Linked DNA regions of Homo sapiens: all the other regions are linked to region 2. Evidence: chromatin loops called from intact Hi-C (ENCODE). Cell type or tissue: PC-9. All regions are shown on one strand.

Region 1 (8,000 bases), 160 kb before region 2:
CCACCATGCTTGGTCTCATTTTCTTCATAGAATTTATTGCTCAATGGGACTGTCTTTCTTGTTGGTGTGTTTGTTTCCTTGTGTTGGAGCATGACTTCCTAGGGCACATTCTTAGTTTCTCCCCATGAACATTGAACTCAGTGGTTCTCAAAGTGTGGTCCTTGGTCTCAGCCTCCGCATCATCGGATAACTTGTTAAAAATGCAAACTCTCCCAGCCTGGGCAACATGGTGAAAACTCGCCTCTACTAAAAATACAAAAATTAGGCTGATGTGGTGGTGCATGCCTATAATCCCAGCTACTCGGGAGGCTGGGGCAGGAGAATCGCTTGTGAACCCGGGAGGCAGAGGTTGCAGTGAGCCGAGATGGCACCACTGCACTCCAGCCTGGGCAAGAGTGACACTCTGTCTCAAAAACAAACAAACAAACCCAAAAAACAAAACTTAGCTGGGCGTGGTGGCACATGCCTGTAGTCCCAGCTACTTGGGAGGCTGAGGCACAAAAATCACTTGAACCCAGGAGGCAGAGGCTGTAGTGAGCCAAGATCGTGACACTGTACTCCAGCCTGGGTGACAGAGCGAGACCTTCTCAAAGAAAAAAAAAAGAAAAAGAAATGCAAATTCTTAGGCCCCACTACAGACTCACAAAATCAGAAACTCTGGGCATGGAGTCCAGCAATCTGTGTTTTAACACACCCTCCAGGGCTCCAGGGGGCTTAGGGTTTGAGAACCACTGACCTGGCACAAGGTACGGTGCTCTACAACTCTCAGCTGAATTAAAGAACCCTGTGCAAAGCACACACTGAGTACAAATAAGCTGCTGCTGCTTCTTTTTTTTTTTTTTTTTCTTGAGACAGAGTCTTGCACTGTCGCCCGGGCTGGAGTGCAGTGGCGCAATCTCGGCTCACTGCAATGTCCGCCTCCCGGCTTCAAGCAATTCTCCTGCCTCAGCCTCCCAAGTAGCTGGGATTACAGGTGCCTGCCGCCACGCCCAGCTAATTTTTTGTATTTTTAGTAGAGACAGGGTTTCACTATGTTGGCCAAGCTGGTCTCAAACTCCTGACCTCGTGACCCGCCCACCTCGGCCTCCCAAAGTGCTGGGATTACAGGCATGAGCCACTGTGCCCATCCACAAATAAGCTTCTTCTATAACTAGAGATCCCCTGGGAGGCATCAAAACCGGGGCTAGATTAGTGTAAAAAGTAAATATCGTGTATGTTCTTATGGACATAGACTATCTGAAAAACAATGCAAAAAGTCAGCACGGTGGTTCTAAGGAGATCCAGGGAGTAAGAACTTTCATTGCATCCTGTGGGTTTTGTAATGTGTGTGTCCTATGTATTCAAAAACGGGACAGAGCGTACTTAAAAGAAATCGAAGCCGGCAGGGGGGATTCCCTCCCCAAGCCCTTTCTTGATGAACTGCGGCCTTGCTCTGACTCTAGGCAGGACAAGGAAGAGCAAGGCTGCCGTCACTAGAGGAACTCTGCCCCCTGCTGGCTGTTCCCCCACATGACCTGATAATCTCTGGCTGCCTCCTCTTTACCCTTCTCTCTCTCAGTGGGCTCTGGTCACCACAGATTCTCCCAGCTCCTCAAATGGGCCAAGCCGTGATCTGGCTGGCCTTGGGACCTTGGCACATGCTGTTCCTTCCACCTGAAAGCCTTCCTCTCCACCTAGTCTCACTTCTAGTCATCCCTCCCGATTGAGATCAGTCAATCTGACCCGCCTCGGCCTCCCAAAGTGCTAGGATTACAGGTGTGAGCCACCATGTCCGGCCATGCCTGCCTTGTTCTTAGCTGTATCCCAGTCTGGTCCCGTCTGTCTGCTGCCTCTGGCCTCAGAACCACAGCCCCCTAAGATCCCTCCTTACCCTTAGACACATTCCTTTCCAGATCTTTTGAGTCCTGCAGGTGGTAGCAGAGTCTTTTTCATCTTTCTGAACCTGTCCCCACATTTCTAAACTGGGGGAGAAAGTATTGATTTCTTAGGATTGTTGGAAGAAATGTAGAGAGATTAGATAAAAGGCCCCATAGTAGGTGCTGGACTCATAGTGAGTGCTTAGTTCATTGGGCTGTCAATGCTTAGGACAGTGGCTGGGGTCTCTAGCACAGTCATTTCCCTTGTTTTTCTCAGTCTTGTGGTATTTGACTCCTCCCAGAAGCACTTTCAGAAGACATGCATCTGAGATTTAGAACCACTCTTTAAATAACATTAGTAAGAGGTTCCATTTATTAGGCCAGACCTTTAATTGCTTTGCAAGCATCGTTTAATTCTCATAGCATTCCTGCTAGGTAGCAACTATCATTATTACCCATCCCCTTAGAAGACAGGAAATAGAGGCTCAGAAGTCACTCACCTAAGGTTAGCTGTTTTTATCCATTCTTTCACCCAGTCAGCAATTATTGAGAGCCTACTATGTGCCAGATCTGTACTCAGCAGTTGGGGTTATGAGTGAGAATAAAGGGATGTGACTAGTCAGGGAGGTGTGGGAAGGTTTATGGAAGGAAGGGACAACAGAGCTGTAGTCTGAAGGACTGGAGGAGTTGTTTCCAGGGGCTGAGCATTTGGCTGAACTCTTCTGCCCATCTAAAGAGGGTTGACTTAGAATCTTCATCAACTACCAAAACTCCAGGGCTGCACGTTTCTGCAGTGCCACTTAGGCTCTGATGGCATCTCCAGGGACAGAGAACTCACTACCACCAGAACCTGTGACAAAAAGGTAGATTCCTGAGAAAGGCCAGATGGTCCTGACTTTTTTTTTCTTTCTTTTTTTTTTTGAGACGGAGTTTTGCTCTTGTTGCCCAGGCTGGAGTGCAATTGCGCCATCTCGGCTTACCGCAGTCTCCGCCTCCTGGGTTCAAACGATTCTCCTGCCCCAGCCTCCTGAGTAGCTGGGATTACTGGCATGCGCCACCACGCCTGGCTAATTTTGTATTTTTAGTAGAGACGGGTTTTCTCCATATTGGTCAGGCTGGTCTCGAACTCCTGACTTCAGGTGATCCGCCCGCCTCAGTCTCCCAAAGTGTGGGGATTACAGGCATGAACCACGGCGCCCAGCAAGGTCCTAAAGTATTTTAGAACCCACAGCTGAGGGAATGGCAGGCCGTCCTCTCTTAGTCACAGGGTTTAGCTCCTGAAACACTGCTACCTAGCAGAGGGGATCTAGTTGTCCCTCGGTGGAAGGTATTAAGGAAGATGCCACTGAAGAAACATTTGAACAGGATCTTGAAAGATGAATAGGAGTTTGGGAGTGGGTCAGGTGAAGTCAGCCGCGTTCCAGCTTGAAGGAGCCAAGGATTAAGGTTCTGGTGTGTGACAGAATGGAGCTGGAATCCCCATCACTTCTGGTGGACTTCATCAGTGCTGGAAAGGGACAATATTGTTGCTATCTCATAGAGCAGGTATGAGGTTTAGACGGCAGAGCGTTAATGTAAGTCTCCCAGATTACGTATGAAATACAGTTTCACCAGGGTTGGTAAGGTCCAGTTGCCCCCAAGTGCAGAGAAGCGTTGCAACTTTCGTAGCAGGTGAGGGACGGGGTATGGTGCGAAATGTGGGCAAGGGTCAGGCCAAGCAGGGATGCGAATGCCAGGACGAGGACTTAAAATTAGGCAAAAAAAAAATAAAAGGGCTAAGGGATTGGTGGGGCGGGTGGGGCAGGAGAGGGCGAATGAGCGGCCACCGAGGAAGCTGCAGCATAATCCGGCAGAGCAGAAGTGGGCAAAGCACCAACGTTCTCGTTCTTTGTCTTCAAGTGGGCCAGGTAGGCCTTAGACCCTTGGCGGCAGCAGCGAAATCCTTTCCCGATGGGGTCGCCGAAGACGGACACCCCGGCGGGCCTAGTGACCGGTGGCCGCGCGCCACCTGGTGGCCGCAGCGGGTGGATTCGGCCGGGAGCCGCTGCAAAATTCGGGATTTTGCTTCCGGAAAGCTTCGGGAAACTGAGGTGGGAGGGGCAGGGGTTTGCGATCTTCCAACTTGATCCTGTCCTTATTCCAACCCCCTTTTACAGATAGGGAAACTGAGGAAAGGGGAAGGCAAACAAGGCTGGGCAAGGGATCCCTCTTAAACGGAAGGTTTCAAGACACCTGGGGTCAAGAGCCTAGGGCTTTCTTTAATAGCCCCAATGGCCCGGAGCTTAGTTTGCCCATCTGTTCTATGGGCAGGGGGAAAATGAAAGGGGAGGAGGGGAAACTTTAGTCTTTGCCGCCCACCCGGAGGTAAAAAGTCTTTAAAGACTACCCCGGAAAGAAGAGTTTTATATATTCCATTTGCATACGAACGCAGTCACCTCGAGTTAAACTCCGGTCCTTTAATCTCCGGTCCAATTTGTCCCGCAGCGGCAGGGAGAGGCCCACGTGAGTACCTTCAAGCCCCGCCTCCAGGGCCCCGCCCACAGGGCTGGGCTTCGTTGCACGTGCTCACCCGGCTGCCTCGCGATCCACCTCCTCGCAAAGACTCATTGTTGGGGTGGGGGGTTACGAGGACTCTTAGGGAACTTTGATCAGGTAGAAATCACAATCAAGACAAGGCCCGGAAGTATCCGCTTACTACATAGACATCAAACGCTTTGTCATGGTTCTTGATATTGACAGACTTTAGCTTTCCCTTCTCAGGACTTCTTATCCCTCCTTCCACCCCTTCAGTTGGTGCGGTCGGCGTGGCCGGCCTCGCTGAGCGGACTCCAACTTCCAGCGTGCCCCGCAGGGCCTTGCGCGGCAGCGGCGTGTGACGTCAGGGGAGGGAGCTGGCCAGTGCTGAGGGGGCGCGGCGCGGAGGGGCGCGGAGCGGCGCGGAGCCGGGCGGCTCGGGGCCCAGAGAGAGCCGCGGCCGGGAGCTCGCGGGCTCCTGACAACCTCCTCCCCTCGGCGGACGACGACCACGGCGACTAGGGCGCCGGTCATGGCGGAGCAACAAACCCGGCGCGGACCCTAGGCACCACCGCATGGAGCGGGACGAACCGCCGCCTAGCGGAGGGGGAGGCGGCGGGGGCTCGGCGGGGTTCCTGGAGCCTCCCGCCGCGCTCCCTCCGCCGCCGCGCAACGGTGGGTGAGGGGCCTGCGACGCCCGGGCCAGGCAGGAACCGGCTTCCTGAGCCTCCGCCAGGGATCCCCCTCCTCTCTGCCGACCCTCGCCCTGGGAAGCCGCAGCGGCCCCGCGGCCCCTTAGGGTGGCCCTTCACCCCGTTCCCCGTTGGCGCGGACCCTCCCTCTCCTCCCCGGTCTCGCTCAGGGTGGATCCTCCTCCTTCGTCCCTGTTCCCTTCTGCGCGGACCCTCCCCCTGCCCGGGTCCCTGGGCACCGAGCTTCATTTCCCCCTCCCCCCGTCCCCTCTGCACAGGCTTCCCCTCCCCCCGTCCCCTCAGCACCAATCCTCCCTCCTCCCCCCGGGTCCCCTCCCCCTGTCTTCCCAGCACCGAACCTTCCCCTCCCCCCGGGCTCCTCAGGTTGGAAGTCCCCACCGCGGTCCGTCAGTGGGGGCATCCCCTCACTCGGGTTCCCTTAACGCAGAGCCTCTCTTTTCCCCTACAGGGGTTCCTCCTCCCACCGAGGACGCTCCCTTCTTGCCCTGTTGACCCGACTCCACAGCACCCTTGTACCGCTCAGCTTTCTAGAGCGTTTTCCTCTTCTGCAGCCTCGAGCGTTCTTCCTTGAATACTACGAGCCCCCCACCTCTGCCGAACCCCCGTTCGCTAGACATCCCCCAGTCGTTTCCTTTTTCGGACCCCTTCGCGCCTCCTGCTTCCCCTGCGCCTCACCTTCCTCAACGCCCCGCGCGCTCTGGCCGGTCTCCGCCCCTGCTCAGCTCCCCTCTCCGCCAGGCAACGGCTTTCCCTGGCCGAGGGCTCCAGCCCGCCCCGGGGCCCCGGACACCTGCCTCCTCCCGGCTTCTGCCCGGCAGGTCCCGGTCCCCACCTCTTAGTCTCAGTTCTCCTCTTTCTTGTCCCGATCCGGGACCTTGGGAGCTGAGAATCCCTCACCTGGCCCGGCCCTTCCTACCGCTCGTCCCTCGCCCCCTCGCCCGGGCCGGGTCCTCAGGTTCCTCGGGGCTTCCTCGCCCTCCTCCCCTTCGCTCCCTCCCCCTGCGGGGTGTTTTATTTGTATCTGTTTGATATTTTCCTCCTCGGTGTTTGCCGCGGAATGTTTTTATTGGTAACGTGTTAGGAGCTTTTGTGAGGTCGTAAAAGGTGAACTTTTGAACTTGGAAAGCGCCCTGGAGCAATTAGCGCAGGCGATCGCCCCGGGAGGCCTGCATTACAAAGGGTGCTCGCACCGGCCGGCAAACGCTCCGGCGGCAAACCCGATTTATTTATTTGCCCTGTTTTCCACCTTTCACATCTCCTCATTTCCGAATAAAGGGAGGCTCTCAGAGATCAGTGCCTCCTCCCCTCGCTGCGCCATAAACTCGCAGTTCTCTGAGAGATCTAGGACCGAACAGTGTCTAACAAGTAACAGATTTCAAATTGAATGCAAACACCCGGGACAGTTAGGAGGCACTAAAAATTAACTGCTTCACCAAGAGGTTTCTCAATCAGGACAGTGACCTGGCAGGTGTGAGGAAAGTAACCTGAAAATAGGTCAGTTAGGCGCTCAATTGTTGAATGAGTGAGTAGCTACAGACGGTGGAAATCTTGGGTTGGATCCGTGCCTTCATACGTTTATTAACTAGTCAAACATTTTGTTAGTTCAGGAGATCTGGTGTTTTTTACAAAAGGGAAAAGTCCGTGTAGAAGAGAGCTTGGTTAACTTCACTTGATGTTGCTGATCTTAAAAATAATGATGTGTTTTCAGAGCTCTTTTTTTTTTTTTTTTAATTTGTGTATGATGTATGATGGCTAGGTGGCTGGCCGTTCCGTGGGCTGTCGTTGGCAACTAATTTCTGAATGTGAACATGTTTGAGATCAATAAAATTCCGTGTCACAAAGGGGGAAGCTGGAATCCAGTTAGGGTAGAAGGAGACAGTATAATAGGAACAAAGGATTTCTTTAATGCCTTTGACTTTTTAAGCTAGTTTGTGTGGAGATTTGGTTTGGTATTAATTTGTGAGTGTTGTAAATCCTGATCTAAATTTTCCCATGCTGATTTTTTTGAATCCAAACCCCAACCTATCTTATATCCCATATTAGCGTGTATATTTCTGTGATGCCTTCCTATGTGTGAATACTTCCTGTACCCACCTGTGCATATAATGTAGATGACGGATTTTACTGCAATTCAATATTTACTGCAATATTGCTTTCAATTCTACTTGAGAATAATAGTGTTGTAAGAGAAACCTAAGAACTGCATTTGTTATTAATTATTCATTAGTACATTTTAAAGAACTCAATGGTAATTTTAACTCTTAATCAGATTTCCCATTCATAGTCTCATTTCCTCAATTGGTCAGAACCATTTGAAAGAATGTTATCGAGCAATCCATTTAGACTAAGGTGGCTTTAAAGCTTTACATTAGTCTAAGTTAGTGGTACAGATGTTTTCTTTTTGCTGAAAATACAATGGGAACTTTTGGCAGCTTGATGGGCTTAAAATACACTAGACGCTAGACCGTTGTGGGATATTTTTCAGTGTAAAAACTAGCATTGTGCAATGTTTTACAATTTATGTTCATTAGCACTTATGAAGTTAACATGCTCACAGAAGAATTGCCAAAAATTTTTTTAAGTTTGCCTATGGAACAATGGGCACATTTTTTCTTTTTTGCTTCCTAATTAATATTTTTCTCCAAAAATATATGAAACTGCTTGTTCTGAGTAGAAAAGAAATGAATTATCTGTTTTTTACTCCTAGTGACTGATTTCTATTTTATATGAACTATTTTCAAGAGACAACTATACAGATAGGGGGTCTTTTGGTCTCTGTCATGAAGAAATAAACTGGAGGTGGCATTTTAGAAATGTTTTCCTACCGGAAACACCATTGATGCTGAATTTACAGTCCTTTGAATGGTTTTTATTCTGTCAGAACAGAGTTTCTTTCTAGCCTTTTGATGCACCATCA
Region 2 (8,000 bases):
AGAGCATTATATAAGTGTAAAATAGGCATGGTTTTGTAAGGATGTATCTTTTTAAACCTTTTTTTTTTTTTTAAACAATGAGACATGTTTCACATATCATAATTTACTCTGTACAGTTGAGCGATGTTTGGTATATTTACCAAGTTTTGCAACCATTACCACAAATCAGTTTTAGAACATTTTCATCATCTTAATAAGGACCTTTCTGCCCTTTTACTGTTAAACCCAGCAATCCTTAATCCTACTGTCTCTATAGATTTGTCTTTTCTGGACATGTCATATAAATTGAATTATACCATATGTATTATCTGTGTCTTGCTGCTTTCACGTAGCATGGTGGTTTTGAAGTTTGTCCGTGCCATAGCACTTGAGTAGTCAGTTCCTTTTTGTGCTGAATATATTCCAGTGTATGGATATGCCATACATTTTATCTATCCATTCACCAGTTGATGAGCATTTGTGAATAATGCTACTATGAACATTCACATGCAAGTCTTTGGACATATGTTTTCATTTCTCTTGGGAATAAGGGTATATCTTTTAATTATAAAAGTACTTCATGCCTATTCTGAAAAATTATTTATTTACGGAAGTATAAAACTTGGTAAATCAAAGTTACCTCCTTAATTCAACTTCTCAGAGGTAGTGATGTTAATAATAATCATTATCATCTTCTATATCTTCTGAGCATTTGCTATATGGCAGGTACCTTATTTATATATATTCATTTATATTGTGCTACCTTATTTGTGTGTAATCAGTTATATTTATATATGTATATAAAACAATAAAACAAATTAATTGAATTTTCTTTTTTTTGGAGATGAAGTTTCGCTCTTGTTGCCCAGGCTGGAGTGCAATGGCGCAATCTTGGCTCACTGCAACCTCTGCCTCCCAAGTTCAAACGATTCTTCTGCCTCAGCCTCCCAAGTAGCTGGGATTACAGGCATGCACCACCATGCTTGGCTAATTTTGTATTTTTAGTAGAGACGGGGTTTCACCATATTGGTCAGGCTGGTCTCGAACTCCTGGCCTCAGGTGATCCACCTGCCTCGGCCTCCCAAAGTGCTGGGATTACAGGCGTGAGCCACCTCAGCCAGCCAATAAAATAAATGAATTGAATTTTCATCATAATCCTTTGAAGGCAATATGTGCCCCCCTCCCTATTTTACAGATAAGGAAACTGAAGTTTGAGGATGAAGTGTAAAGTCACACTTCTAGTAAGCAGCAGGCCAAAACTGAAACCTGGGCAGTCTGATGTATACTCTGGTTCTAGACTTTCCAAACATGCAGTTTTTTTAAAAAAAGTAAAAATTATAGTCCAGGTATGGTGGCTCATGCCTGTAACCCCAGCGCTTTGGGAGGCCAAGGCAGGCAGATTGCTTGAGCTCAGGAGTTTCAGACCAGCCTGGGAAACGTGGTGAAACACTATCTCTACAGAGATACAAAAATTAGTCAGGTGTGGTGGCAGGCGCTTGTAGTCCCAACTACTTGGTAGGCCAAGGCAGGAGGATCACTTTAGCCCAGGAGGCGGAGGTTGCATTGAGCCAAGATTGCGCCACTGCACTCCAGCCTGGGCGACAGAGGGAGACCCTGTCTCAAAAAAAATTTTTTTTTTAATTAAAATTACATACTTAATTGTGTAGCTTGTTTTATTTCACTTAATTTGTGTTAGAGATTGTTCCATGATATGATTCATGGATCTGTCTCATTGTTTTAACGAATGGTTGCGTTAATAGATATGCCAGGATTTATTTCATTCATCTTTTGTTGGTGGGAATTAGATTGTTTTTATTTGTTCTCTATTATGAATAGGGCTGCAGTGAATATCCTTGTATAATACTTTGCTTACTTATGGCATTACTTTTGTAGCGTAAAACCCTGGAAGTGGAATTTCTAGGTGAAAGAGTTTATCCATTTGAATCTTGGTGCTGCTAAATTCGTCCTCCCCCAAATGGTGGTAAATACTGCTCCCACCCCTACTCTCCTACCACCTCAACTCTGCAATCAGGGTGTAAGAGAGCCTGCTTTCCTATTCTCACCAATGCTGTATTATTTATTATGACTGTAGTGTGGGCTGTGATACAGATCATATAAATGTTCCAGGGAGAAGTTAGCATATCAGTGGCAGTGAACAAATGGCAAATAATAGTTGTTGTGTCTCGCCTCTTGATAGGTAAGGATGTGGTATTTCCCTAGACCTTCAAGAGCTGAAATATCGAGTGGCCCAAACTTTAGTTCAGATTAATTTAGGATGACTCACTTGGTTAATGATCTAAAGTGAACACTGTTGGAGACATTTCAACCATAGTGATTTCTGTTTTCTTTGACCTGTAACCTAACTGCTCTGGGCTCGTGGTTACCTTTCTTTTTCCTTTATTCTATTTTTTTTATTTTTTGAGATAGAGTCTCACTCTGTTGCCCAGGCTGGAGTGCAGTGGTGCAATCTCGGCTCAATGCAACCTCCGCCTCCCGGGTTCAAGTGATTCTCCTGCCGCAGCCTCCTGAGTAGCTGGGATTACAGGCACATGCCACCACGCCCATCTAATTTTTTGCATTTTTAGTAGAGATGGGGTTTCATTATGTTGTCCAGGGTGGTCTCGAACTTTTGTCCTCAAGTGATCCGCCTACCTCAGCCTCCCAAAGTGCTGGGATAACAAGTGTGAGCCACCGTACCTGGCCATGGTTACCTTTCAACTCATTGCTGCTTACAGTATCCTTCCCTTGCCCCCAGCTCAGTTTAAAATGAAGCCAAGTAAAGGGAATGAGAAACCAGACATTTGTGATGGATATGTAGGTTTGCCCTTTCCATTCTTTCTTTCAACAGAAACTGCCAAAATGAGGCCAGCAGCATAATGCATCGCCTGTTTAGTCTCCCCAGGGGTTGGGCTTCAGTAATCTTTGTTGCTTGGCAAGATTCTAGTTGATAAAGGTTTGGCATGGCCAGTATATATACCTGTTTAAGAGGAGGTGACTTTTTTTTATCTTGGTGCCAGTTAAGGAATCAAGGACACTGAGTGTTAGGTGTTGCTAGTTGTGGATAATCCCAGTTATCTTGCAGGTACGAGGGTCTGCCATACCTCCCAAATTTTGGAAGCCCTGGTTAGCATGTTCTGTGGATTTTGCCTTTGTCTTCTGATCACTTTTCTTCACTCCCCAGGCTTAATGTCTGCATCCTGAGGCCTTGTTGGTCTGGGGGATGCTGCCCTCTGCTGGTGGACTCTAGGACACCCACAGCGGTTTGGATGGGTCCAATCACTAGGGGAACTGACAAAGCTGTAGGGAGCCACTCATAAAGCTTTCTATAGTTTCCAACTTCATAACCCAGCCCTAAGACTTTTTCCTTTGAAAATAGCTCATCAGACACTAGAAAAGATACAAGTACAGAAACTTTCCCTGTAGCATTATTTGTAGTGGCCAAATAATAACACCTAGGTGCCCTGCGCTAGCTAATTGTGTTTCCATTCAGTTGACTGGCTTACAGCTGCTGAAATTGACTATATAAAAGACAAAAATAGAATGAAAATATTTACCACAAAACAAAAACCAGGCAGAATATACCAATTGCAGCCATTGAAGAAATGCCTTATGTAGGATAAGGGCCACCCGGGAATCTTCAAAATTGGCTCTCAAAGCTGGAGTGATTTCCTTTTATGTTAGTGGTGCTAATAAACAACGGGAGGGAGGAATTAGCTGAATGATTGGCAGCCTGGCTGAAATCTAGAATGAGTGACTTGCAGATTGACTGGGTGAAGTCTAAAAGTCTGGTTTCTAATCTCCTTACCCATCTCTCCATCTTGGCTCTTCCTCTACTGATCAGTATTTAGGTTTCTTCTGACTTTTTAAAATTGTAATAAATGTGCCTTATACGTATATTTTTGTGAACATGTGTATTTCTCTAAGATGGAGAGAAGTGGTATTTTTGGGTCACAGGGTGTGTGTAGTTTAAATGTTGGTAGATCCTGTAAGCTGTTTTCAAGTTGTACATCAACCACCAGCATTGTATGAGCATACCCATTTCTTCAAAACTTCACCACTGAAATATACCACTATTTTTAATTTTTTGCCAATCTGATGAGAAATGGTTTATAATGGTTGCTTTACTTTTGAGTTTTTATTAGTGACCTTTTCACTGTTACTCATTCTAATCATATTAGGGCATCTTTGCCTGGTCATATTCTTTGTCCATTGGGTGGTTTGCTTGTCTTTTTCCTACTGATTTTTAGGAACTCTTTATGTTTTGTAAATACTAATATATGTGTGTGTATAAGTATGTATATATATTTTGGGATCTTTGCCTTTTAGAAGTTAGACCTTTATATAGATGCAGATCTGATCATCATTTCTTTAATGATATCTGGATTTCATGTTATGCTTAGAAAGACACCCCCTCAGTATATTATAATATATATGTTTTTGTTTATGTGGTTGTGGGATTGTGATTAGTTCTAGTTCTTTTCTTTTTTTTTTTTTTTTTTTGAGATGGAGTCCCGCTTTGTCGCCCAGGCTGGAGTGCATTGGCGCGATCTTGGCTCACTGCAATCTCCGCTTCCCGAGTTCAAGCGATTCTCCTGCTTCAGCCAGTGGAGTAGCTTGGGATTACAGGCATGCGCCACCATGCCTGGCTAATTTTTGTATTTTCAGTAGAGTTGGGGTTTCACCATGTTGGTTGGCGAGGCTGGTCTTGAACTCCTGGCCTCAGGTGATCTGCTCACCTCGGCCTCCCAAAGTGCTGGGATTACAGATGTGAGCCACTGCGCCTGTCCAATTAGTTCTTTTCTATCTCAGGAAATTTCTGTTTCATGAGCTGCCAACAAGTTTTATGGCCAAATAAAACTTGGTTTTAAAACAGAAATGAGCTGGGCGTGGTGACTCACGCCTGTAATCCCAGCTTTGTGAGGCTGAGGCAGGCAGATCACCTGAGGTCAGGAGTTCAAGACCAGCCTGACCAACATGGTCATGGAGGTTGCAGTGAGCGGAGATTGTGCCACTGCACTGCAGCCTGGGCTACAGAGCGAGACTCTGTCTCAAAATAAATAAATAAATAAATAAATAAAACCTAAGATTGTACAAGTACTAAGTGGCAAAGTTTTTCTGGCTCCAAACATTCTAGCTACTGCTCATTTTAATTGTCTGAATTCCAGGAACATGTAAATTTTAACCTATAATCAGTCTTCTCTTGTTCAGCTCTTTGACAAAAGCCTTGTGACTCAGTGTCTGCTTACCAAGTTTTGTATCATTCTGGGAAAAAAAAAAAGGCAAAAACCCTTATATTTCACAAGGATTTGTTAGGTGCTTTGTGGGGGAATGGAGAAAGTTGGAAGGTTGGGATAATTAGGATTACGAAATAGTTGAAATAAATATTGTGTTGCTACTGATTATAATAACCTTTGCTAGTTTCCAGTGTTTGACCTCTATAGAATTCACCATATACACATGCAGGATTTTAAAGGTGCTATATGGGCCTTTAAGAGACCAGGATTTTACTTCTCAGTTTTGTACCTGGTGCCCACGCTGGAACCCCAACTATATGTGCCTACTCCAGTTTCCTCTCAGAGGCCTATTATCATTTTGCTGAGTGTTGATTTTCAAATCATTATGACTAGTTGTGAAACACTTACTGTAAAAAGCATCCTACCCATTTTGCTTAATTTATCTTTCTAATTAGGGCATTGTAATGATGGAATTACATTCTATGCAGTTTTTAATGCATTAGCCTGGAAGTTCAGCAATTTCTTTTTATGCTGCATTCATCTGAGCATTCTCAAAGTTACATGATAAAGAATCTAAGCTCTCCAACTTTGTATTAACTTGATCTGAATAGAAACATTCAGTGGAATCCAACTATCTTATTTGTGTGAAAAGTGAACCTCACCAGGACTGAGTAAACACCATTAAAAGAGCAATACCAGGCTTTGAATCCAGTTATATCACTGGGACCACAAGGGCAAATAAGATTGTGAAGAGCCATTTTTCCAGGAATAGGCTTGCAAGGATTGTCTTTAATGCATTTGAGTGTCTCTTGCAAAGAAGAAGGACATGGTAAATGGGAAGGTCTGTTTGGGCAGAGTTGCAGAGACTTGAAAAGCACCAACAAAAAAAGAAAATTTCAGTGTGGTAGCCAGTTCATTGAGGAGGGGTTATGATGATATTATCTTTACAGTCATTTTTGTGCCAAGCTGATTTACAAAGGGAATTTTTGCATATAGTGGCGGACTTTTGTCTATGTCAAGAGGAGCCTAAGGCAGAGTATATTTTTAGGATCTATTCTCTCAACCCGTTGGAGTTGCCTCTCTGGCTCCTGCTGACTTATCCATCTCTCATGCCACAAACCTGCCATCACCACCTGTCTTAGATTCTATCATTTATAGATTGAATAGGACAAACAGCTAATCTGATAAGTGAATCAGTGCTCTTAGAATACCCGAGGGCCAGTTGTTGGGGGATATATAAATGCTAATTAGGACTTTCAGGAAATAAATTCTCTAACTTTGAAAGTTTTTCATTCTGGCTGGTGGAGACAGAAACTATTCTTGGCCCTATGGAGCCCCAGAATTGTTCCCTCTACTCCTTTGGGATGATTTTTTCCCTGGCTTTGGGTAATTTTTCTCGTATATGTGCACTGATCAGTCCTCAGCTGAAGACTTGGAGGACCCCTCTGCAGATCTCAGCTGTGCTCTCTCTGCATAGCCCTCTCCCTCCTAGCCCTCTTCTTTGTGAACTCCAGCTGCCCTGCCTCCTGGACTCCCAGCTTCTAATCCTCAACTCTTGGGACTGTTGAGCTCTACCTGGGTTCTCCCTTCCTGTGCTCTAGGCTGGAAACTCAGGGCTTCGGTGGGTATTTGTAGGACTTCCCTTATTTGTTTCCTCTTTCTCTGGAGTCACTGTCTTTGGCCGCCTGAGGTCCAGTACCTGAAAATCATTGTTTTATATGGTTTGTCCAGCTCTGTAGTTGCCCCAGCCAGGTGACCAAATCTGGTCCCCATTACTCCATCTTGGCTAGGGTGGCAGAAGTCCATCTGTAAACTTTTATATACTTTTAAATATATGTTTTTGTAAATGAGATCAAACTGATTCTTTTCATTAACAAGATATTATAGACTTCTTTATGCCAGTAATGTTCTTTGTATTATACAGATTTATTAGCCATCCCCCTATTGATTGCAAAGTTTGAGCTTTTCTTTTAATTTTTATTTACTTATTTATTTTTTGTTTTGTTTGAGATAGAGTCTTGCCCTGTCACCCAGGCTGGAGTGAAAGTGGCTTGCTCACGCCTCAGTGCAGCCTCAACCTCCCAGGCTCAAGCGATCCTCCCACCTCAGCCTCCCTAGTAGCTTGGACTACAGGTGTGTGGCACCATGCCTGGCTAATTTTTGTGTTTTTTATTTTTATTTATTTTTTTAGAGACGGTCTTGTCATGTTGCCCAGGCTGGTCTCAAACTCCTGGGCTCAAGCAATCTGCCCACCTTGGCCTTCAAAAGTGGTGGTATTATAGGTGTGAGCCACCACACCAGGCCTTAATTTTAATTTTAATTTTAATTTTATTTTAGAGACAGGGTTGCTCTCTTGCCCATGCTGGAGTGCAGTAGCACCTTCTTAGCTCACTGCAGCATCAAACTTCTGGGCTTAATTGGTCCTTCCGTGTCAGCTCCCAAATAGATGGGACTACAGGTATGTGCCACCACATCCAGCTAAATTTTAAATTTTTTGTAGAGATAGGGTCTCACCATGTTGGCCAGGCTGGTCTCAAACTCCCGGCCTCAAGCGATCCTTCCTCTTCAGCCTCCCAAAGGCTGGGATTACAGGTATAAGCCACCACTCCTGGCTTTGAATTTTAAAATTTATTTAGCTACTATATACAGTACTGCCATGAATATCTTCTCACTCCTGCACAAGTACTTCTGTAAGGTACATTCCTAGAATTAGAACTGCTATATTAAATGGCATGGGCATTTTAAAGCATGGGCTTGGCTTTAATAAATAATGCCAAAAATAACCTC
Region 3 (8,000 bases), 64 kb after region 2:
CTGTAACAAATTACCACAAACTCAGTGCCTGAAAACAACAAAAATTTACTCTCTTACTGGAAGAGAAGCCATAAATCCAAAATCAGGTCGGGCGTGGTGGCTCACACCTCTAATCCCAGCACTTTGGGAGGCCAAGGTGTGCAGATCACTTGAGGTCAGGAATTCAAGACCAGCCTGGCCAAGATGGTAAAACCCCGTCTCTACTAAAAATACAAAAATTAGCAGGGCATGGTGGCAGGCACCTGTAATCCCAGCTACTTGGGAGGCTGAGGCAGGATAATTGCTTGAACCTAGGAGGCGGAGGTTGCAGTGAACCGAGATTGAACCACTGCACTCCAGCCTGGGTGACAGAGCAAGACTCCCTTTCAAAAAAAAAAAAAAAAAATCAGTATCCCTGGGCTGAAATGAAAGTGTTTGCAGAGCCACACTCCTTTCAGAAGCTCTAGGGGAGAATCGGTTCCTTGCCTCTTCCAACTTCTGGTGACTGCCGTCATTCCTTGGTTGGTGGCCAGTTTCTGCCTCTGTCTTCGTATCACCTTCTCTTTTGCATGTGATGTGTTTCTTCTTCTCTACTATCTTTATCAGATCTTCCTCTGCCTCTGTCTTACGAAGACACTTGTGATTGTATTTCGGGCCCACCCATATAATTCAGAATAACCCCCTACCGCAAGATTCTTAATTCAATCACATCTACAAATACCCTTTTTCCTTTATAAGGTAGCATTTTACAGGTTCCAAGGATTAGGACCTGATATCTATGGGTCGCAGTTATTCTGCTTACTATAGATGGCAATCATAAAGACTCATCTCAAAGTTGGCATATATTAAGGGCTCCAGAAATGCAAGCCACCTCCTTTCTCTGCATCCCTCCTGTATATACTACCATGACCCTCTGCTAACATTGCCTTCGAAAGCTTTTCCTTTCAGGAATGTCATTATCACATTAAATGTGTACCTGCTGGGGTAATAATAATGAAAATAATAGCTGACAGTTATCAAATGTCTATTATAGCCCACACACTGCAATGAGAACTTTATCCATGGGATATAGGTATTATTATAATCACCATTTAACAGATGAGAGAAATTAGAAAAGTAAAGAAGGTCAATTTTTCCCTAGTTCACCCAGCTAGTTTCAGAGCTAGGGTTCAAATTAGAATCTCTCTAATTATAAGCGGTCTCTAATTCATGGTATAATGATGTGCCTTTGTTTTTGTTTATTTGTTTTTTAAGAGATATGGTCTTGCCGTCGCTCAGGCTGGAATGCAGTGGTGCAATCATAGCTCACTGCAGCCTCAAACTCCTAGGCTCAAGCAGTCCTCCTGCTTCAGCCTCCTCAGTAGATGAGACTACAGGTGTGTGCCATCACGCCTGGCTCTATAACGATGTTCTTGATTATTATACCTTCCCTCTTACTCAGGAGTGAGGTTGAAATATCTGATTTCTTGTCTTGGCCTCTGATCGGAACCTTCCCTGGTGATTTCTTGTACCTGCTGGCATAGCTTCACATCACAGTTCACAGGGTGCTTTTTTGTCGTGTGCCTGCTCTTTAGCAGTTGCTTGGTCCTGAGTAAATGCAGTTTAAAGGAAGAGGAAGTGAAGAGCTATATTCTATCCTGAATTTCCTCCTTGAGTAACTTGTTTATTGCTCGTCAGTGAGTTCCATGACTCTGGGGATCATGATGATTTATTTATGTCCTAGCACAGGGCCTGGACACAGAATAGATACTCTGCTAGAGTGTAAGCTTCACCAGGGGCTTCTGTTCACTGCTGTATTTGTGCCTTACAGCAGTTCCCAGGATAGAAGAGTTGCACAGTAAATATTTATTGGCTGGATGTCTGGCTGACCGGCTTAGCTCGGTATGGTTAGAACTCAATTACAGCTGTCATTTATTGGCTGTATATCATGTGTTAGGCCCTTACATATATGGTAAGTAATCCTTACCGTGCTCCTACAGGGTAGAATTGATGGGTTATAGATGAGCAGGGTAAGGGTGATAGAGGAGTCAAAGATTCTTTCTAGGTTTCAGTCTTAGATACTGATCCAAGTGTTGATGAAACCCAGGAGGAAGAGTTTAGGTAGACTGTGTTGTGGTATCTGCAACCACAGATACAGGGACTACTCTTGGGACAAGGATCCGAAGATGGGCCCCCTGTTTGCCCTTTAGCCTGGAGATAGTGGTGGTCTTAATCTACCCAGAGCAGAGTTGCTCACTTTAGGAACTGTAGGCTTAAAGCCATTATTTCCACTGTGTTCTAACTTGAACATGATCAGTTTCTGTTTCAGATGATCGGGCTGAACAACGAACCTGTCTCATTTGTGGGGACCGCGCTACAGGCTTGCACTATGGGATCATCTCCTGTGAGGGCTGCAAAGGGTTTTTCAAGCGGAGCATTTGCAACAAACGGGTATATCGATGCAGTCGTGACAAGAACTGTGTCATGTCTCGGAAGCAGAGGAACAGGTGCCAGTACTGCCGCCTGCTCAAATGCCTCCAGATGGGGATGAACCGGAAGGGTGAGTGGTGCTGATGGCTCTGATGGCCCATCCTTCATTCAAAACTTTACCTTTAGTGTCAGCTGTTTAGTTACTTATTCCTCAAGCTTGCACTACATATCAGGCCTTATAGTTTGTACTCATAACCAAAAATGAACCATTCTTGCCTATAAGACCTTCCTAAACTAGGTGGGGGGAAGAAAACTAGTGAGATGTTAAGGTGGGAATGAGTGCACAGGCCCTGTGTGACCAAGAACCCACTTAACAATCAGGTCTTAACTGGGATTAATATACTTCACTAGTTATTTCAGGAATGATGACAGAAGTAGAAATTTTTGGATGAAAAGGCATGAGGTAGGAGATTGCTGAATGCGGTATCATTTTGTTTGCTAGAACCACGGTGTACTCAGAGGCTAGGCATGCTCAGAAGTCTGTGTCTAGGTTGGTGAGGAGTTTGGAATTTATTGGGAAGCTTTCCAAGAGCCATTAGCCTGAGATAATATGAACAAACTGACGTTCTAGTAGGATGAATATGAAGGGCTGTTTTGGAGGGTGAATTGGGGCAGGGGAAACAGAAAACCACCTAGAAAGTTTTTAGTAGAGTCTAGAAGGAAATCTGAAGGATCTGAAGGAACGGGGGAAATAATGGCACACAGAGATGTTGAAGAAACTCATCTGATAGGAGTTGGTGACATACTGAATATTGAGCAGCACCAGAAGTTGAAATCGAGGATGTGGATTAAGAGTAATGACCTTACCAGGGAGAAAAAAACGAAAAAAAAAAAAAAAAAAAAAAAAAGTCAAGCTAAAAAGCAGGGTGATTTCTCTATAGGACCCTCTGAAAAGAAAAGAAAAAGGGTGGGGCAAAATGTTGGCCTTGGCAATACTGAGTTTGAGATACCTGAGAAGGATGCATAAAGATGTCCACCAAGGAAGTTGGTTATATAGGATTGGAACTGAGATGAAAAGTCCTGCCTGCAAACAGGCTTCATGGAGCTGTTGGCACAGAGGTGGTAGTAAAAGTCTAGTCCATAGGTGAAATCACCCACAGAGAGAGCTTAGATACAGAAGAGAGAAGGGCCGGTGTCAGAAGCCTAGAGTGGTATTCCCATGGAGAGTGGAGAGTAGAATAGAGCAGTGTCATTCAGCAGAAAGAAGAGAGGCTCTAGAGGCAAACAGACTAGCTTTTAGCTCTGTGACCTTAGGAAGTTTGCTTTATATCTCCAATATTCAATTATCTTACCTTTAAGATGGTATGTTACTTACCCTTCAGAGTTCTCTACGGGATTAAGTATGATAACATATAAAATACCCAGCAAGGTATTAGGGGTTCATAGCAGCAGTGTTCAGGGATGGGGGTGTTAGTCAGATATAGTGAACTATTCAAACTGGTTTTATAGCATTATGAATGCAGACATCCAGATATACTCAGACTGGTTTTATTGTGTATGAGATAAGAAGGACCTTTTAAAAACTTGCCCATCATGAAGAAAGGTAAGAGAGATGTGGAAGTGCATTTAGATAAATTTAGGTGGTTTATAATTTATTATAAATACTAATATTGAGCACTTATTTATGTACCCTCCATATATATATTCTACCACTGAATACATACAACAACCCTGTTATTAACTATTATCCCCAGTTTACAGATACAGCTTAGGGAGGTAAAATGAGTTAGCAATAGTTTAGGGGTGGTTATGTTGACAGTTAACAGTTAACTAAATTATAATTTGTTATTAAGCAGAGCTTGTACCTGCTTAATACGGACACGGACAATGTACTGCTTCACATGTCTACCATGTGGCATAGCTGTTTACATGTTGGAATGCCCTGTGTTTACTGGATGATGAATGCCATAGTAGGACATTTGAAGTGTTACCAAGTTTGTCCCCTGCCTGTCTTTCTAACTCATTTCTGAACACTGTGCCTCAGGGATGCCTTACACTGCTGTGCCTGTACTCAGGTTTTTTCCTCTACTTGGAGATCTTTTCCCTTCCCCACTGTCAGTTTCCTCTTATTGAAATCTTTTCCAGCCACCAATACCAAACATGTACTGTCTGAAGAGTCTGTCAACTTCCTGCCCTCACCCTGTTTTGGTTTTGGCCTCCACTTCTCTCATCTCCCTTTGTTGCCCTCACTGTGAGTATCTTATGAAAGCTTAGTTATTATGGGTTGCCTTCTTGACTGCTGTCTCTGATGAATCATCCTGCTTGTTCAGCTGGAGTGTGAGATTCTGAGGCTTCCAGCAAAACTCACCTGTTTTAGGGAAGAAGAAACTTAACCTTATAACCCCTCTGACCATAGTCAGAAGACACACGGAGTATGAGGGACAGGGAGCTAGCTGTCTCCTTAGGACTGTTTGCATGCAGAGCAGGCAGACCCAGTTGCCTGGTGAAGTCTGCGTCAGGGAGAGAAACCCTGCCACCTCCTGGTTGGTGCTGCGAAAGCAGGATTAAAATTGCAGTTGCCGTGGGAGTATTTTGGGGGTAAGGAATGTTCTGTATGGACCTGTGGTGGTTGACACATAATTCTGTGCATTTGTCAAAACCCATAGAACTTTACACCACAAAAAAATAAATGTTACTATATGTGAAAATTTGTTTAATCAGCTAGGATGTTTTGGGGGTTAAAGGGCAGAGAGAAAGAATGCACACTATGACAAATGAATCTAGCTGGTGTTACAAATTAGTCACATAACCACACTTAAGGGGTTGGAGAAAAAAGGAGCTAACCTTTGAAAAGTATTTTGACTGTATACTGTAAGGCTAAAAACAAAAAGAATTACATACAAACAAAGCACTCTAGTTTGTAAAATTTGTTTCTCTCAAGGTTATGTGTTAGGAATTTTTTCACTACTTCATTTGTATAATAGAGTAGAATCAGCAAGTAAATATATTGTGGACAATGAGAGTCAGGTTTCTCACATCAGAGAAAGAAAGAAGTTATAAATCAGCAAAGGAGAAGGCCAGAATGAATCCCCTCGTGCTAGATTGGAATCAGTGTATCAATATGTATTCGTGTTTCAGATAGATTTAAAAATACATAGATACCTTGTGTGGGTAGGTGAGTTAGTGTACATATGTATATTTCCAAGCTCTAGCCACTGAGAGGGGCTAGAAGCAGATACCCCAGGAGCAATGAGTACACCCAGCACCCAGATCTTGGCTTCCAAATATCAATGAAAGGAATGAGGACTCATTGGAAAACTGGTTGATTCCAAGGCTGGGGTAGGGGAAATATAAAATGATCCTGGAGCATCTTAAGGGGCCAGCAAGCTAGGAAGTGCTTTCTAAAAAAAGAAAGGAAGCATATCAAAGGGCACAGAAGCCAACCTGAAAGAACTTCTGATGGCCAACGGTGGAACAACTTGAGGAACAATAACTGTAGGATTAATTTATAACCCAAAGGATAAAAATATCCATGAGTTCATACCGAAAGGAATAAGTGAATAAATAAAGAGAAGTGATCATTTTTCCTTTAAGTGAATTCTGATTAACAAATGTAGAAGGAGGCCAGGCTTAGTGGCTCACACCTGTAATCCCAGCACTTTGGGAGGCCAAGGCAAGAGGATCACTTGAGCCCTGGAGTTCAAGACCAGCCTGGGCAGCATAGTGAGACTCCATCTCTAAAAATATAAATATAAATATAAATGTAGAAGGAATGAGGGAAATAGAAAAATCACCATTAGGGCTGGGCACAGTGGTTCATGCCTGTAATCCCAATACTTTGGGAGGCCGGAGCAGGTGGATTGCTTAAGCTCAGGAGTTCAAGACCAGCCTTGGTATCATGCTGAAACCCCGTCTATACAAAAAAAAAATACAAAAATTAGCTGGCGCGGTGGCATGTGCCTACAGTCCCGGCTACTCTGGAGGCTAAGGTAAACCTGGGAGACGGAGGTTGCAGTAAGCCAAGATCATGCCATTGTACTCCACCCTGGGCAACAAACCAAAAAAAAAAAAAAAAAAAAAAATTCACCATTAGAACATCACAGTAATAATTGCGACAAGCAAAACCTACTAATGGATGCTAAATAAGTGGCATCAGTGTCAACAGAAACAGAATATTTGCATAGTCTGCAAATATATAGTAATTACAAAGGGAAAAATAGTAAGTTTATTTAGAGAATTCTGACAGACATAACTTTAGCCAAGTGATCAAGATTAACAGTACCAATAAAACACACCAACATTGTATATACCCCCTGATATGAAACACTGAGAAGGTCACACATATACACACACAGAGAGGTAAGTTCACTCAATCTAATCCTGAGAAAACAAACAAGCCCATATTGAGGGACATTCTTCAGAATAACTGACATTTGACAAAATACCCATTTGAAAAGTGTCAAAGTCACAAAAAAACAAGGAAAGACTGAGCTGTCACAGATTGGAGAAGACTATGAAGGCATGACAGCTAAATGCAATGTGGGCCCCTGGATTGTGTTCTGGAACAAAAGATATCAGTGAAACAACTGGAGAAATCAAAATAAAGTATGTACTTTGGTTAATAGTATTGTACCAAGGTTAATTTCCTAGTTTTGATGACTAGACATGATTATGTCCATTGTTAAAAGGAGGAGGGTGTATGGGAACTCTCCATACTATTTTTGCAACTCTTGTATAAAGTCTAAACTTACCTCAAAATTTAAAAAATTAACTATTAAAAAAATGCAGCTGCCATTTGTGGCTGGGGCTTTTTCACCTATGTGCAAGACAGCTCTCTGTTGTTCTCCATCTTTGGATATGGAACTGAGTATCTTTTCAGACCTGAAAGTTGGCTGGTCAGAAAACTCCTTAGCAAAGCAATGAGGAAGATCTAAAGAAGGGTGGTGAATGGAGACTGGGCCCTGTCTGTCCATCCCCACTACTGCACTAGTATCCCCCATGTATGTTCCTTACCCATCTTGCAGTCTTCGGGATAAAGTCAGGCTCCTTAAGGTGATTTTCAAGGCCCCTCTGACACTGGCATCAGCCACCTGATCCCTTTCCTTCTCCATTTGGTGTTCCCCACTCACAATCTGCATTCCATCCTAGTTCTTCAAAAACCCAGTGATGTTTCCTGTTTTGCACATGTGGTTTCATCTGCCTGGAAGAAGAGGGGGTTTAAACATCCACCCCTTCTTCTACTCCTGACTTCAAGGTTCAGCGTTTATTTGTAACATCCTCTAAGAAGCCTTCTCTGACACCATCCCCCACCAGATAACCCTCCTGTGCTTCCACAGCTTTTTTGCATGCCTTCTGCCATAACCCTGGTCATCTTGTGTTATCTTTCTCTGTTCACTCATCTGTTTCCCTCATTATTAGACAATGAGCCCCTCAAGGGCCATGATCAAGTCCTACTTTTCTGTTGGTCCTTCAGCAAATAACTCAGTAGTGATAGGATGCTCCCTGGTTAGATGGATTGACTGTGATGGAGGGCCATGGCAGGAAGTGGGATGGGGAAAATATTGTCAGAGGAGAAATGAGGATACAGTCAGCTTCGTGGCGGGTGGTGGGGG

What was found. A loop is a pair of places that touch in the nucleus more often than their neighbours do. Peaks named below come from ENCODE experiments on the same cell type or tissue, not always from the same donor. Only the 100,000 strongest peaks of a DNase experiment are listed, where the experiment ranks them.
Region 1: a loop joins it to region 2, with 7 times the contacts of the local background. A loop is called at or near these places in 11 of 110 quality-filtered maps.
Region 3: a loop joins it to region 2, with 9 times the contacts of the local background. A loop is called at or near these places in 19 of 110 quality-filtered maps.

What each region holds. Positions count from the first base shown.
Region 1 is chr9:124,768,065-124,776,064 of GRCh38, reverse strand. It overlaps NR6A1 (nuclear receptor subfamily 6 group A member 1), which reads left to right and starts at 4,754. Exons shown (of 10, transcript NM_033334.4): 1 at 4,754-5,045. The coding sequence starts at 4,946. LOC124900274 (a long non-coding RNA gene) reads left to right here and starts at 5,585. Exons shown (of 2, transcript XR_007061773.1): 1 at 5,585-8,000. It overlaps LOC107987126 (a long non-coding RNA gene), which reads right to left and starts at 4,708. Exons shown (of 2, transcript XR_001746926.3): 1 at 4,292-4,708; 2 at 2,228-3,363. RefSeq lists enhancers at 4,355-4,614, 4,405-4,972 and silencers at 4,685-5,264, 5,805-6,054. In PC-9, CTCF peaks have their summits at 1,277, 1,486 (motif pointing left), 3,645 and 3,852 (motif pointing left); DNase peaks (open chromatin) are centred at 1,494, 4,394, 4,694, 6,204 and 2 weaker places; H3K4me3 peaks cover 4,377 bases; H3K27ac peaks cover 2,636 bases.
Region 2 is chr9:124,612,882-124,620,881 of GRCh38, reverse strand. The region is part of intron 2 of NR6A1 (nuclear receptor subfamily 6 group A member 1); the gene reads left to right. Among named protein-coding and RNA genes, the nearest start is that of MIR181A2HG, 42 kb to the left of the region's middle. RefSeq lists an enhancer at 2,732-3,233. In PC-9, a CTCF peak has its summit at 3,202 (motif pointing left); DNase peaks (open chromatin) are centred at 2,251, 2,911 and 3,181; H3K27ac peaks cover 1,419 bases.
Region 3 is chr9:124,548,846-124,556,845 of GRCh38, reverse strand. It overlaps NR6A1 (nuclear receptor subfamily 6 group A member 1), which reads left to right. Exons shown (of 10, transcript NM_033334.4): 3 at 2,276-2,518. Among named protein-coding and RNA genes, the nearest start is that of NR5A1, 45 kb to the right of the region's middle. RefSeq lists an enhancer at 4,938-4,987. In PC-9, CTCF peaks have their summits at 4,732 and 4,940 (motif pointing left); DNase peaks (open chromatin) are centred at 4,785 and 5,175; H3K27ac peaks cover 1,784 bases.